2 separate regions of the Homo sapiens genome follow, and region 2 is linked to region 1. A link is a contact called in ENCODE Hi-C or POLR2A ChIA-PET data. All regions are on one chromosome and are shown on one strand. Each heading gives the region's core, a stretch centred on a gene start or an enhancer-like site at or near the end of the contact. The rest is flanking DNA. Distances are from core to core; before and after follow the strand shown.

What was found. A loop is a pair of places that touch in the nucleus more often than their neighbours do. ChIA-PET counts read pairs that join two places held with the same protein, here RNA polymerase II (POLR2A). Pooled maps may share reads with other maps.
Region 2: a pooled map shows a loop between it and region 1 (3-fold over the local background). The contact joins the enhancer-like site here to the promoter of HMGB3 in region 1. A Hi-C loop is called at or near these places in 4 of 50 pooled maps. POLR2A ChIA-PET finds 5 or more read pairs at or near these places in 4 of 52 experiments (HEK293T, Panc1 and WTC11).

Annotation. Positions count from the first base shown.
Region 1 is chrX:150,981,811-150,988,078 of GRCh38, reverse strand. It overlaps HMGB3 (high mobility group box 3), which reads right to left and starts at 4,744. Exons shown (of 5, transcript NM_005342.4): 1 at 4,703-4,744; 2 at 2,330-2,484; 3 at 1,889-2,028; 4 at 777-951; 5 at 1-302. The coding sequence starts at 2,479. The coding sequence ends at 165. RefSeq lists a silencer at 4,714-4,913 and an enhancer at 5,035-5,730.
Region 2 is chrX:150,868,045-150,874,591 of GRCh38, reverse strand. All of the region lies in intron 1 of CD99L2 (CD99 molecule like 2), which reads left to right. Among named protein-coding and RNA genes, the nearest start is that of CD99L2, 27 kb to the left of the region's middle. Within about 2 kb of position 4,914, at least 4 of the 41 ENCODE cell types and tissues checked have a DNase peak (open chromatin) inside an H3K27ac peak, as active enhancers do.

The sequences.
Region 1 (6,268 bases), core at 3,495-5,994:
ACCACTGACAATTTCTAGAGCACTTTGAGAGACTACAATATGATCGTGATCAAATTTTGTAATTAAACCTAATGAGGGCAACAGACACTTCTCAAATAAGAGATGTGTCAATTACGGCGCTCCCCTACTCTAAGTATTCACAAGGAGACAGATAAACAGTTTCTTTATTCATCCTCCTCCTCCTCCTCCTCCTCTTCTTCCTCCTCCTCTTCTTCATCTTCCTCTTCCACCTTTTTCCGGGCAACTTTAGCAGGACCCTTTGCACCATCAAACTTTCCTTTCGACTTATAGTCAGCAACATCCTAGAGGAACAGGGACACATTTCAAATGAGTATGCGGCTGTTTTAACACAAAGTAGAAACATGCAGTCCTCATCTCAGGTAAGAGGACAGGAATTGAAATCAAGTAAGACAGTGCTGCTATCATATATATCTGAAGTGTTTCCATATATGAATTTGGTTCTTAGCCATTCGAATTTAAAAGTTAGTGGGTGTTCAAGTGTCCTTCAAGTCACATTAGTAGGACTATCAAATCCTCTGTTAACATTTTTTTTTCCTTAAAGAGTAAGGAAAATTTTTCAAGCCTGAAGTTGTCCCCAAAACAAAGACCTGTCAAAAAAAAGCATGAACACCAGCACCCGTAGCTACCTTGCAGGGGGATGGGCCCTTGAGCGCTATGCTAAGTACTCAGCCCAGCAAAGCTGCCACATGCCCTGCAACCTACTGATAGCAGAACCACTGCCTGTTCACCAGTCCAGGCTTCCAGCCCCACCTTACCTTCTCATACTTCTCCTTCAGCTTTGCCGCCTTAGTGATGTAAGGCTGCTTTTCACTGTCATTTAAATTATTCCACATCTCACCCAGCTTTTTTGCCACGTCTCCAATAGAGATGCCGGGGTTTGTGGATTTGATCTTGGGGCGGAATTCTGAACAGAACAGGAAGAATCCAGACCTTGGAAGAATTACATACATTACATGAGAAACCACAAAAAATTTGAGTTAAAGTTGAAATCCCACATTCCTGAGAAGCATCTCCCTCCTACCACTATGACTTCTCCCTAAAGTGAAGTAATCTATGATACCATATACAATGCTACAAAGTTGTAGGTTCTAAAATATATAAGGTTAGAAAAATATGTGGTGCGCGGCTCACGCCTGTAATTCCAGCACTTTGGGAGGCCGAGGCAGGCGGATCACCTGAGGTTGGGAGTTTCAGACCAGCCTGACCAACATGGAGAAACCCCGTCTCTACTAAAAATATAAAAAAAATTAGCCGGGCATGGTGGTGCATGTCTGTAATCCCAGCTACTCAGGAGGCTGAGGCAGGAGAATCACTTGAACCCAGGAGGTGGAGGTTGCAGTGAGCCAAGATCACACCTTGCACTCCAGCCTGGTCAAGAGCGAAACTCCATCTCAAATATGTATGCGTGTGTGTGTGTATGCATATATAAAATATATGCGTATATATACGCGCATATATATATGGTGCTCTGTGTGTGTGTATGCATATATAATACATATGCGTATATATACGCGCATATATATATGGTGCTGTCCCAGTCTTTCAATTACTAGGAAAGGCATAAAGAACATACTTCAAGGACCCTGACAACCAAAACTAGAGTGCCTCCTTCACAATGGAAAGGCCAACAGACAACCACTGTGAATGTGCAAGCACAGCCCACAAACACTTCAGCCTTAACCACAGACAACGCTGGCACTGCATCGTAAAGCCCAAGTACAGAATGGTTTGCAGAGGTATTGCCATCTTTTAAGTATCTTTTAAAAAATATTTCATTTTGAAATGAAATACAGGACGACCAAAAAACCAAATCCTCCAAGCAGAAGAAAAGGTATTAATTGTTATCTTGAATCCTATAGTCACTTACGGTGGCCTTTTGGGAGCATTAGGATCCTTCTTCTTCTTGCCTCCCTTAGCTGGTCCATAATCCTTCATTTCCCGATCATAGCGCACTTTATCTGCCTTTGCCATTTCATCAAATTTAGATTTCTCTTTCCCGGACATCGTCTGCAAAGAACAGGACTCGTTAAATCCCTCGATGCAGTGAACACATACCTATTCAGTTTCTTGTGATTAAACTAGCAGTTGCTAGAACCACTTGCAAAAGGGGGTAGGTAAAGGCCTGAAACCTGTGCAGGGCCTTAAAAAAATAAAAGCACACACACAAAATTCTTAAGACAAGCAAAAATGATTCTAAGTAAAAGTAAAAGAGGAAGCAAGCAGCTATCTGGGAGAAAATCTGAAGGTAAGTAACCCCAAAGTAAGAAACCCAACTAAGACTAGTTTGAAGGGTACCAAAGAAAAATACCTTCCACCTCTCAGAGCACTTCTTGGAAAATTCCGCAAAATTGACAGGGACCTCTGGGTTTTTCTTCTTATGTTCTTCTCTGCATGTCTGCACAAAGAAGGCATAAGCGGACATCTTGCCCTTTGGTTTCTTGGGGTCACCTTTAGCCATCCTGACTGTGATAAAAGAGAAACAAAGAAATACAATGAGGAAAAGCAAGGAGGAATTGACAAGAAGTACAAGACGTACCAAAGGCAGAGCAAAACTAAAACTACACTTGCTGTTAGGAAGTCCCCTTCCCCCAATGCCGGACACCAGTGGCAGAAGGCAGAGTAGGAAAGAAATCAGCTTCATTGTCGCTTGTCATTTAACTTTTGACCAGCACGAAGCGCGCTGGTTTGCGAGTTACTTCTCAAAAGCGATCAAGTGCTCCAAATGGAGCCGACCCAAGTAGGGTACTCAGTGTTACGTTTACAGAACTGCTATGTTTTGGAAACTACAATCACAAAGTGGGAAGGGTAGAGAGAGGACACATTTGGTGGGGGTGATAGAAGCTTGAAATCTATGACTTAAGACTATCTGGTCATCTGCTAACTGTTAACACAATTAAAAACAACAACTCTTACCACTGCTGAACACAAGACCAAAGCAGGAGAACTATACGTAGGGGACATCTGAAATTGTCACTATTGTTGATGTGTTTTGGCTTACTAAAAAAACGGCTTTACAACACGGGAGATCTGGAAAGTGAGCAGGTACCCCCGTACTATTAGTTCAATTCATCACTTCGTCACTATCTAAAGGGGGAGGGTGTATAAAAAGGGCTAGTCGTGCTCATCTGTAACCCAGAATGCAGGTCCAGCCGAGAACACTTTCTCCAAAGTTTCCAAATAAAAATGCAGCTGCGGCATGTCATCGTCCCTGTCCCACCCCCCAGCTTCCCGCCATCTTTTCCTTTTCCCACACCCAAGGTCATCATGTAAAACTAAAGAGCTCCCCTTGGCAGCAGCCGCCCAGGAGGCTGCCCAACAGAGACCCGCAGCGGCGGCCCGGGCGGGGCGGGACCGGGAGCGGGGGAGTCCCGGCCGGCAGCAGGCAGCCCGCCTCGGCCCCCGTGCCGGGTCACCGGGACACCCGTAATTCACCTTCCATTTTGTCAAAAGCCTCCTGATGAAAGAAAGTGCCCCTGAAATCCGCCGCTGTCATCCCCGGGGGACGCGCGGGGCCGGGGGCGGCGGCGGTGGCGGTGCGCGGGGGGTGTGCGGCCGGGCCGGCGGCAGCCGCGGCACTGGTGGCGGCGTCCGCCGCGCCTCGGAGTCCCACTCGCTAAAATGGCTGATCCGCGCGCGGCCGGCGCGGGCGGCGGCGACAGCGGCGAACAAAGCGGCCCGGGCCCCGCCGCCGCCGCCCGCCCGTCGGCCCCCACCCCGCCCCGCCCCGCCCCGCCCGGGCCGCCCGGGGGCTCGGGGGCCCGGGCCGGACCTCCCCGCCCCCCGGCGCGGGGCGCACTCCTCGGGATAACAAAGGCGCCCGTGCAGCCATGACGCTCGGCCGCTCCAGGGCCCGCAGCGGCGCCCCCGGCCCTCCGAGCCGCCCGCCCCGGGCCGCGGGCGCCGGGGCCGAGGCCGGAGCCCGCCGGGCGCCCCGCCGACCGCTCCGCCCGCCTCCCCTGCCCTCGCCGGAGGCCAGCGCCGCGCCAGCCATGTTAGCGGCGGCGGCGGCGCCGGGCGGGCGGGAGGCGAGAGGGGGGCGGCCGGCCCGCGCCCCCCCGGGCCACCGGGCGCTCCGCGACGGCCATGTTAACGCAGAGCCAGCGGCGTAGCCTGCGGGCCCGCGCGGCGCCGGGCCAAGCCCGGGAGCGAAGTTTGCCCGTGCGGCGGCCCCCGGCGGGCACCAGCCGCGCAGCCCCCGGCGGGCACCGGCCGCCCGTTCCCCAGCGGAGTCCGTCGCGGGCCGGGGAACTCCCGGCCCCCTTCCCGCTGCCGCCGCCCAGCGCCCACAGCCCGCAGCCGCCCCTCTGCTCGCCCAGCCGCCGCAGCCGCAGCTGCCCAAACATCTGGCCTCGGGGGCCCTGGGTTCCCGGCTGCGGCCCCTGGGGCCGCCACGGGCGGGCGTCCGCCGAGGGGGCCGACCCCCGAAAGCGGGGAGCTCGGGGAACGCGTTGGAAAAGTTGAAACACCTGAATTGCTTCTTCCTTCCCGGCCGCCTAGCAGGAGGGAAGGCGGAGGGGGCGGGAAGGGAATGGGGAGTAGAGGCAGGGGGAGGCGGCGGCAGGGCGCGCTCACGGCGGCGCGGGCCGGAAAGTTGTGCGGGCGCTGCGGCGGCGGCGGCGGCGGCGGCGGCGGCGGCGGCGGCGGCGGCGGCGGCGGCGGGAGCGGGCGGTGCGAGACGTACCTGTATTGTTCGCTAGTCTGGGCAGCGCAGGGCACGACGCGCGGCTCAGCGCTCCCCAGCCTCGCGCTAGCTGCCTCCACGAGAGCCGCCTGATTGGCCAGCGGGCTCTGCCGTTTAAAACAGCCTCCTCGCCTGGCCATTGGCTGCGGGCCTCATGCATATTAAGCAGGCGTGGACGCCCATTGGGCGCGGCTGCTGGGATCATTCATTCAAACAGAACGACCCGCCGGCGCCGGCTACGGAGGCCAAACAGGGAAAGACCTAGTCTCGCCTGCCCGCCCCGCCCACCTCGCCAGCCCCCTCGGGGAACAGAACTGGGATCGCCAAGGGCTTTGAAGAGGTGGCCCTGCGATTCCCGGAGGCCTCGGCCTCTGGCGTGGGAAGATGAAGTCCAGCCCCGCTGCGCTGCCCTCTGCTCCCACCGCACCGCGGCCTTGGCGCCCCTGGCCTGCAGTCAGCTCCCCTGCCCGGGGAAACACCCCTGGGCCCACCACGAAGGGCCGATGGTAGACCACCTCTACCCGGTTCGGCCGCGGCGCCGCGACAGAAACGCGGCGGCAGCTCGCTCCTCGATGCCTGGCGGAGGGCAGCTGCTTGCTCGCCAAGACCTCGGGATTTAGTCCTCGGATCTCGCTGCCTATCCGAAAGCCACCTGATTCCGCTTCTGCGGATCGTGCTCAACTAGGCTCTTTCCACTAAATGCCAGAAGGTCTTTATTTGCGCCCGAAATTGCGGAACCGACGGGCTAAAAGAGGAAAACAAAATTTGGCAAGAGCAGAGAATTTGTGAGAAATTGTAGTTTTGTGGGCAAAGAATAACACTTTTCTTCTTACCCTCTTCACTGTCTCGGTTCAAGGCCCTCATTCCCTCTGCTCTCCTGACACACCCTAGAGCAAAGAATTAAAGCTTCGGGAATGAATGAGTGAATGAATGAATGAATGGGATTTGACTTGATCTCCACTTTGCCATTGGCTGGTGGTATGGCCTTGAGCTAGTCACTTCTTTGGGGATTCAGGCAATGTTTTTCAAAGTATAGGAGCCGCAGTGTCACTTCTGTAAGGGATGTTCTGAAATTCGTGGGGCCGGTGCCTGGATGACTGGCAGGTGTTGCTGGAATTCAATAAGAGGAAGGAACGGCCGGGGATACTAAATATCCTACATTGCATAGGACAGTCCCACGCAAGGAAGAAATACTCCACTTCAAATGCAAGTATCAGCCCTATTTGGAAAGAAAGTATCTGAGGGCCCTTGCCTGGAAAGAATGAAAGGGTGAGAAAAAGAGCAGTTTAAAGATTGACAGTTGGAGAAAATAATGCAAAGGAAGAGATGTCATGAGTTTGGTTTTTCTTTTCTTTGAAAGGCCAAGAGATCCAGCTATTTATGAGTCCTATATTCAGAAATAAGCCCCACCAGAACATGAATTTTCCAAATGCTGCTTCCAGAAACCGTGGCTGAGTTTGAGGTGTGCAAAGGATCTGGCTTCACAGGGCACCTGCTTCTTCACCCCTACGCCCCCTCTTACCAACTCCTCTGAGCCTCCCAGCCAAGCCTGAGCCCCTGAAGCTG
Region 2 (6,547 bases), core at 3,665-6,164, 110 kb after region 1:
GCGATACTTCCCCCGCCCCCGCCCCCGCCCCCCATTTGGTGGATGGTGCCATCCTTCTAGCCTGTAGGCTAGGGGACACATGTAGGTCATCTCAGAACCCTCTTACTCCTGCAGCCCCTCTGAACTCTTCCCACTGGCCTTTCTCACCTGCCTTCCTCTTTTCCTGTGGCTGTTCCTTGCCACACACTCTGTTCCCACTCTCCCAATTCCTTCTTCCTCACTAGCATCTTCCTATTCTGAGAATGATGGGCTACTAAACCACTAAGACCTGACTCAGGAGGTTTCCTCTGCCTGAAGGCCATCTCCCTCTGCTCCCAGAGAATGGCTGCTCACGTCTCTGAGCCTAGCTCCAATGCTACCTACTCCCTAAAAGCCTGCAGGCAGAGCTAGTGGCTGCTGCTGGCATCAGGTAGCACCTCACGTGTGAGGCTCTCATAGCCCCATTTGTTTAAATGTCTCTGCCACTAGACCGAGGCCAAGAACTCTGGTTTTCTAATCTTTCTGTCTCCTCTAGTACCTGGTACTCCATAGGTCTTTGGTTTATGGTGACTAAATGGTCCCATGCTAACTTCCTGGTTCTATAACCCTATGAAAAGCATTCACTGCAGGATTTCCTTTGAAATGAAAGCTCCTTAGGTCATTGGAAATAGGATTGAATTTGCAGAAACTTGAATCACAGCAGCAGGTTCAGAACTTGTGTTCAAGCAGGGCACCCTGGTCCCTGGAAGGTACATCCTGTTTCATGTTTGGGTAGTCAGGCTCAGGCCCTGGTTGGAGGCCAGGTGTATTTATAGTGAGCCAGGCATGTGACTCATCTCTTCCCCATCTCATGCTCTGGGTGCTTGGCTCCTTCTCATTCCTCTTCTCCCTTCCTGTTATGCAGACCAGCCTCAGTTTTAGATGGTAGACTCCAACCCGATTCCCTGCAGTGTCTCACTAGAATCATCTTTATGCTACCTTCCCTGTGAATGTAGGATCCTGAAATGGACTTTTCATTTTTTATGGCTTTAAAAAAATTGAGATATAATTCACATCCCATACAATTGACCATTTTAAAGTGTGCAATTCAATGGCATTTAGTGCGTTCACAAGGCTGTGCGTCTCTCACCAGCTCTGAAACACTTTCATCACTGCAAAAAGAGACCCTGTATCTATTAAGCAGTCACTCCATATTTGTCCCACCTCACAACCCTGGGCAACCACGAATTTACTTCTAGTCTGTATGGATTTGCCTATTCTGGACATTTCTTGTAAGTGGACTCATACCGTATGTGGCTTTTTGCAACTGACTCGTTTCACTTAGCATCATGTTTTCAAGGCTTATCCAGGTTGTAGCATGGATCAATGCGTCTTTGTTCCTTTTTGTGGCTGGATTATATTCCACTACATGGATGTACCTCTCCCACTAGAACTCTGCTCTGTGAGGTCGTCAGCTGCAGCCACCTCATTCGAGGATGTTTCTCAGGGCTGAAATGAGAGCTGGGCACCTGTTCATGCTCGTCGGTAACCAGCTGTTGGATAAATGAGTAGAGGCTGCTGGTTTTTTCCCAGTGTCTGGTAATGCTCGGTGATATTCCTCAATGGAGAGCTGGCTGGGAGGATGGGAGTGGACACAGGTGGAGGGGGAAGGCTGCATGCTGGAGCTGTAGGTGGTGAGTGACCAGGTTGGGGCCAACTGAACAGGGACTGCTTCTTGGTGCCAGGCCTGCTCAGGCCACTGGCCCATCCTCTACTGTTTGCTGAGCTTTGCTCCTTCCCATACCTTTCCTTGTTCCTATTTGCATTTTAAACACTGTCCTATTTAGAAATTAACAGAGGGAGAATTGATGTCTTTTTGATATTGGGTCCCCTTATCCTCAACCTAGTGTGTCTTTTCATTTGCTCAAGTCTTCTTTTGTGTTCTTCAGTAGTGGGGGATTTTTTTTTTTTTAACTGCTCCTTGCAGAGCAGGGCTGCCTTATAGGCAGTGTGCCCAGAGTAGCCTTCAGTAGTGTTTTAAATATTTTTCCACTCGTATCTAGTATAGTTCTTAAGTTTTTTTTTTTTTTTAACATATTGAGGTATAATTTACACACAGGAAAACTTTCTGATATTAAGATCTTCAGTAGTCATCTTTGGTAGTGTTTTAAAATTTTGTTGCTCAGTTCTGGTATGTTTCCTAAACATTTTTTTAATGAGGTATAATTCACATACAGTAAAATGCTAACATATTAAGATCTTTAAGTTCAGTCAGTTTCAATGAGTGCATATCAAGACAGAACATTTTCTGTCACCCCCAGAATGTTCCCTCATAGCACTTCCCCACCTTGCCCCCAGCAACCACTGATCTGTTTATGAGTGTTTTTTTGTTTGTTTTTGTTTGAGACAGGGTCTCACTCTGTCACCCAGGCTAGAGTACAGTGGCACAATCACAGCTCACTGCAGCCTTGACCTCCCGGGCTCCAGCAATCCTTCCACCTCAGACTCCCAAGTAGCTGGGACCATAGGCATGTACCACCATGACTGGCTGATTTTTAACTTTTTTGTAGAGACAGGGTCTCCCTACATTGCCCAGGCTTGTCTTGAACTCCTGGGCTCAAGTGATTCTCTTATCTCAGCCTCCTGAAGTGCTGGGATGACAGGTGAGCCGTTGTGCCCAGCCTGATCTGATTTTTATACCATAGGTTAATTTTATCTCTTCTAGAATTTCATAGAATTGAAACTATAGATTATTTCCTTTTTTGTTTCTAGCTCTTTCATGCAGCATAATGTTTTCAAGATTCAGCCGTACTGTATGTGTCAGCATTCCTTTTCACTGCTGAACAGTTTTCCATTATGTGCATCTATTCTATTTATCTATTCTCCTATTGATGGACACTTGGGTTATTTTCACTTTAGAGCTATTACAAATCAAGCTGCTGCGAATATTTGTGTCCAAGGCTTTTTGGGGATATGTTTTCATTTCTCTTGGATGGAACCTAGGAGTGAGATTGCTGACTCATGGGGTGTGAAGATGTTTAACTTTTTCTAAGAAACAGTTAGAGTTTTCCAAAGTGGTTGTACCATTTTCTACTCCTACCAGCAGTATATGAGTTCCAGTTCCTCTGCACCATATCCAATATTTGCTGGTGTTCGGCTCCTCCAGCTTTGATTTTTCTGTCATTCCAATCTTATCAACCTTCAGTCTGAATCTGTGGATGCCCTCCCTACCTGCCTCGTGTTTCTAGTGCTTTCATGAATGTATTTGCTTGTAGGCTGCTTTTCTGATATTTTCCAGGGGTTTTGAGAGATAGAGGATATAAATATGAGTGCTTGAGCAAGAGGTCAGAGCCTGTTTTTAGTTATGTGAGTAATCTCTGGTGTGGGGTTACAGCTTGAGGTTGAAGGTAAAAAAAAGGACCAACTGTTCCCCTGTCTTGTCATTTTCCTCCTTTCTGCATTTTCAAAGCAGCAAATAGCAAAAATGATTTCTGTGTCTTCTAAGCCTTCTGATAAAGGAATATTAACCTTTTGGCCCAAGCCTTACTGCACATCCAAGAATAAGTTATTTAAAAGGAAATGGGACTGTCGACATTTCCCACAATTTTAAATGTTAAAAATCCTTTTGTGTGTGGGAGGCATAGGGATTGTTTCGCTAGTTCCTGTAGATGCTCAGCCCTCAGCCAGCGTGCCAGATGGGTGCGAGTGCTCCCGTCACTCCTCGCATTCCCCCTCTTCTCAGGAGTGTATGTGCACAGTTCTGCTTGTCCCTTATACAGGAAAATAACTGCTTGCTGCCTTTTCTTCCCTCCTGGAGCAAGGCGGACTCTCCCAAGAGAGTTAGGGATTCTGGGGCTGCTAGGATGGGGGGGTGCAGTGCAGTGGGGTGAGACAGTGGCTCTGGCTGTCCCAGCCCCTGTTAAAGGAGGGGTGTAGGAGGTGGAGCCTTTCTGGTGGCAGCAGTTCCTGAGCCTGGGAGGAGGGAGGAATATGTGATGAGGACATCCTTTGTGACCAGGCATTAAAACATTGAATATGAAACCTGTAGTTCTGGGGTTTGATGCATTGATTAGTATGATACCTCCACAGAGCAGGATGACAAATTTGCAACCTCTGCCTCACTGGCTAAGCAATTCTTCTGCTTCAGCCTCCTGAGAAGCTGGGATTACAGGCACATGCCACAATGCCCGGCTCATTTTTGTACGGACTGCTTCCTGGCAGTTTAGTACCATGAAGGCATTGTGACTTGTTTACTCCAGCCTCTGGAAGTATGGCTTAAAATCTGTGCACTCTGTAATTCGTCCGCCTGTCTTTGGCTGTCTGTTAGTCCATCAGAGCTGTGTTGCACGGAACATAAACATGCTTTCACAGAGGAACATGCCAGCCTGGGAGGGAAGCCCAGGCAGTAGGCTTGCTGACTTTTAATATCTCCTTTAAGCAGAATTTAGCATAGCCAGAGAGGGTGGGGTTGGGGTGGGCAGAGCAGGGAAGAAACCTAATTATGCAAATTTTGATCTTAAAGCTTTATTCGTATGTTTCCTGGCAGGCTGTTCTTTAATCTCAAGAGCAAGATTGCTCAGAATTACCATATATTCTAGTTAATTGCATTAAAATTATAGCAAAGGTTGTTTTTGCTATAATCAAGAGTGATTCTGATTAATACTTATGAAATCAAATGCCTCACCAGCAGTGGGGATGAGAACAACCTTGCCAGTCAGCTATTCCCTCCCCAGTCTTCCCTCCCCAGTCTCCCCTCCCCATCTTCCTCCAAAAGGCCAAAGATACAAACATGTTTGAAAGAGTTTTTTTTTAAAACTACTTGCTTATATGGATAGTCATTTTCAAAGAACACTTCTCAAAGAGGGAGTCTGATTATTTTCTTCTCTCTTTAGTACAAAGGTTGTAAAATAGCTCTTTATTGAGGAAGGCAAAGAGAGGGCCTGAGCAGACGCCTTGGCTGGCAACAGTGACACAAGCACATGCCGTCCTCTCCTGACTGGCTAGCTGTGGACTGGCAGCCACTCAGGGCACTCTGAAGGGTGTTTTCTGTCAGATCAGTAGAGCACCTTGGGAAGATCCAGAAGAAATCTGGAGAAGACACAATCACACACATACCGAAAACATTAGAATTACATACAAATATGAGATAGAAACAAAGTGGAAATGAACTAGAGTAAGGTATGTCCAAAGTGCTTAGTGGAGGGACCAGGGTGATGGCAGTGGGCCTGAAGGAAATGACTGGATGCAAGAGGGATTTGTTAGGTCGAATTGACTGGCCTCATTGATGGGTCGGATGTGGGTGGTGAGGGGAAGGAGTTGTCATGGGTAATGCCCAAGTTTCTGGCTTGAGGAGCAGTGGTGCCATTTCCTCAGATGGCAATGGTTTGTACAGGTCTCCCTGCACACATGGGAGTTAGATGCTGAGAAGTTAACTTACAAGGTGAGATTTCCAGGAGGTTCCTTTGGAGGTTCTTAGGCTGGATACAGAACCTAGACATTCCTACTAGTGATGAGAGAACAGACTCACAAGGAGAGGCATTTCACAGGGACCATCATCGGGACAAGCTCATTTTCAGAAAATACTAAACTTATTATCCAGGAAAGTCTCATTCACTTGCCTTGACCATGAGAGAAACTATTGAAGAGCAGAGAATTTGGCAGATTGCAAAAGAGAACATCACAGAAATCTGATCCAGCATCATAGTCATCTTTGTTTATTGATCCTCATGTGTGTAACTCAGTTTTAATCATCTTCTGCCACGAGGCCATCACAAGTATGCTTCCATGGATTCTATTCAAAGGATTGGAGTCTTCACAGGAAACCACCTACATCCCTGAGCCTCTGTCCTCTTAAAACCCAGGCTGATAGCAACAGAAAGTGAAACACCACATGTTCTCACTCATATATGGAAGCTAAATAAAGTTAATCTCATAGAAGTAAAAAGTGGATTCGAGGATACTAGAGGCTGGGAAGGCTAGGGGGAAGGGGGCAGTTAGGAAGAGATTTTGTAAAGGATACAAAATTACAGCTAGATAGGAAGAATAAGTCTAGTGTTCTATACTATTAGGATGACTACAGTTAACAAGAATATATGTTTCTTGTGTATGTGTGTGACAAGAGTCTCACTGTGTCACCCAGGCTGGAGTACAGAGATCTTGGCTCACTGCAACCTCTGCCTCCCAGGCTAAGCGATTCTTCTGCTTCAACCTCCCGAGTAGCTGGGATTACAGGCATGTGCCACCATGCCCAGCTAATTTTTGTAGTTTTAGTAGAGGTGGGGTTTCACCATGTTGGCCAGGCTGGTCTCGAGCTCCTGATCTCAAGTGATCTGCCCGCCTTGGCCTCTCAAACTGTTGGGATTATAGGCGTGAGCCACTGTACCCAGCCAAGAATATATGGTTTTAAATAGCCAGAAGGAGGATATTGAATGTTACCAACATGAAGAAATGATAAATGTTTGAAATGATGGATACGCTAATTACACTAATGTGGGCACCATACAATATATTATTATTATTATTATTATTATTATTATTATTATTATTATTTTTGAGATGGAGTCTCACTCTGTCGCCTAGGCTGGAGTGC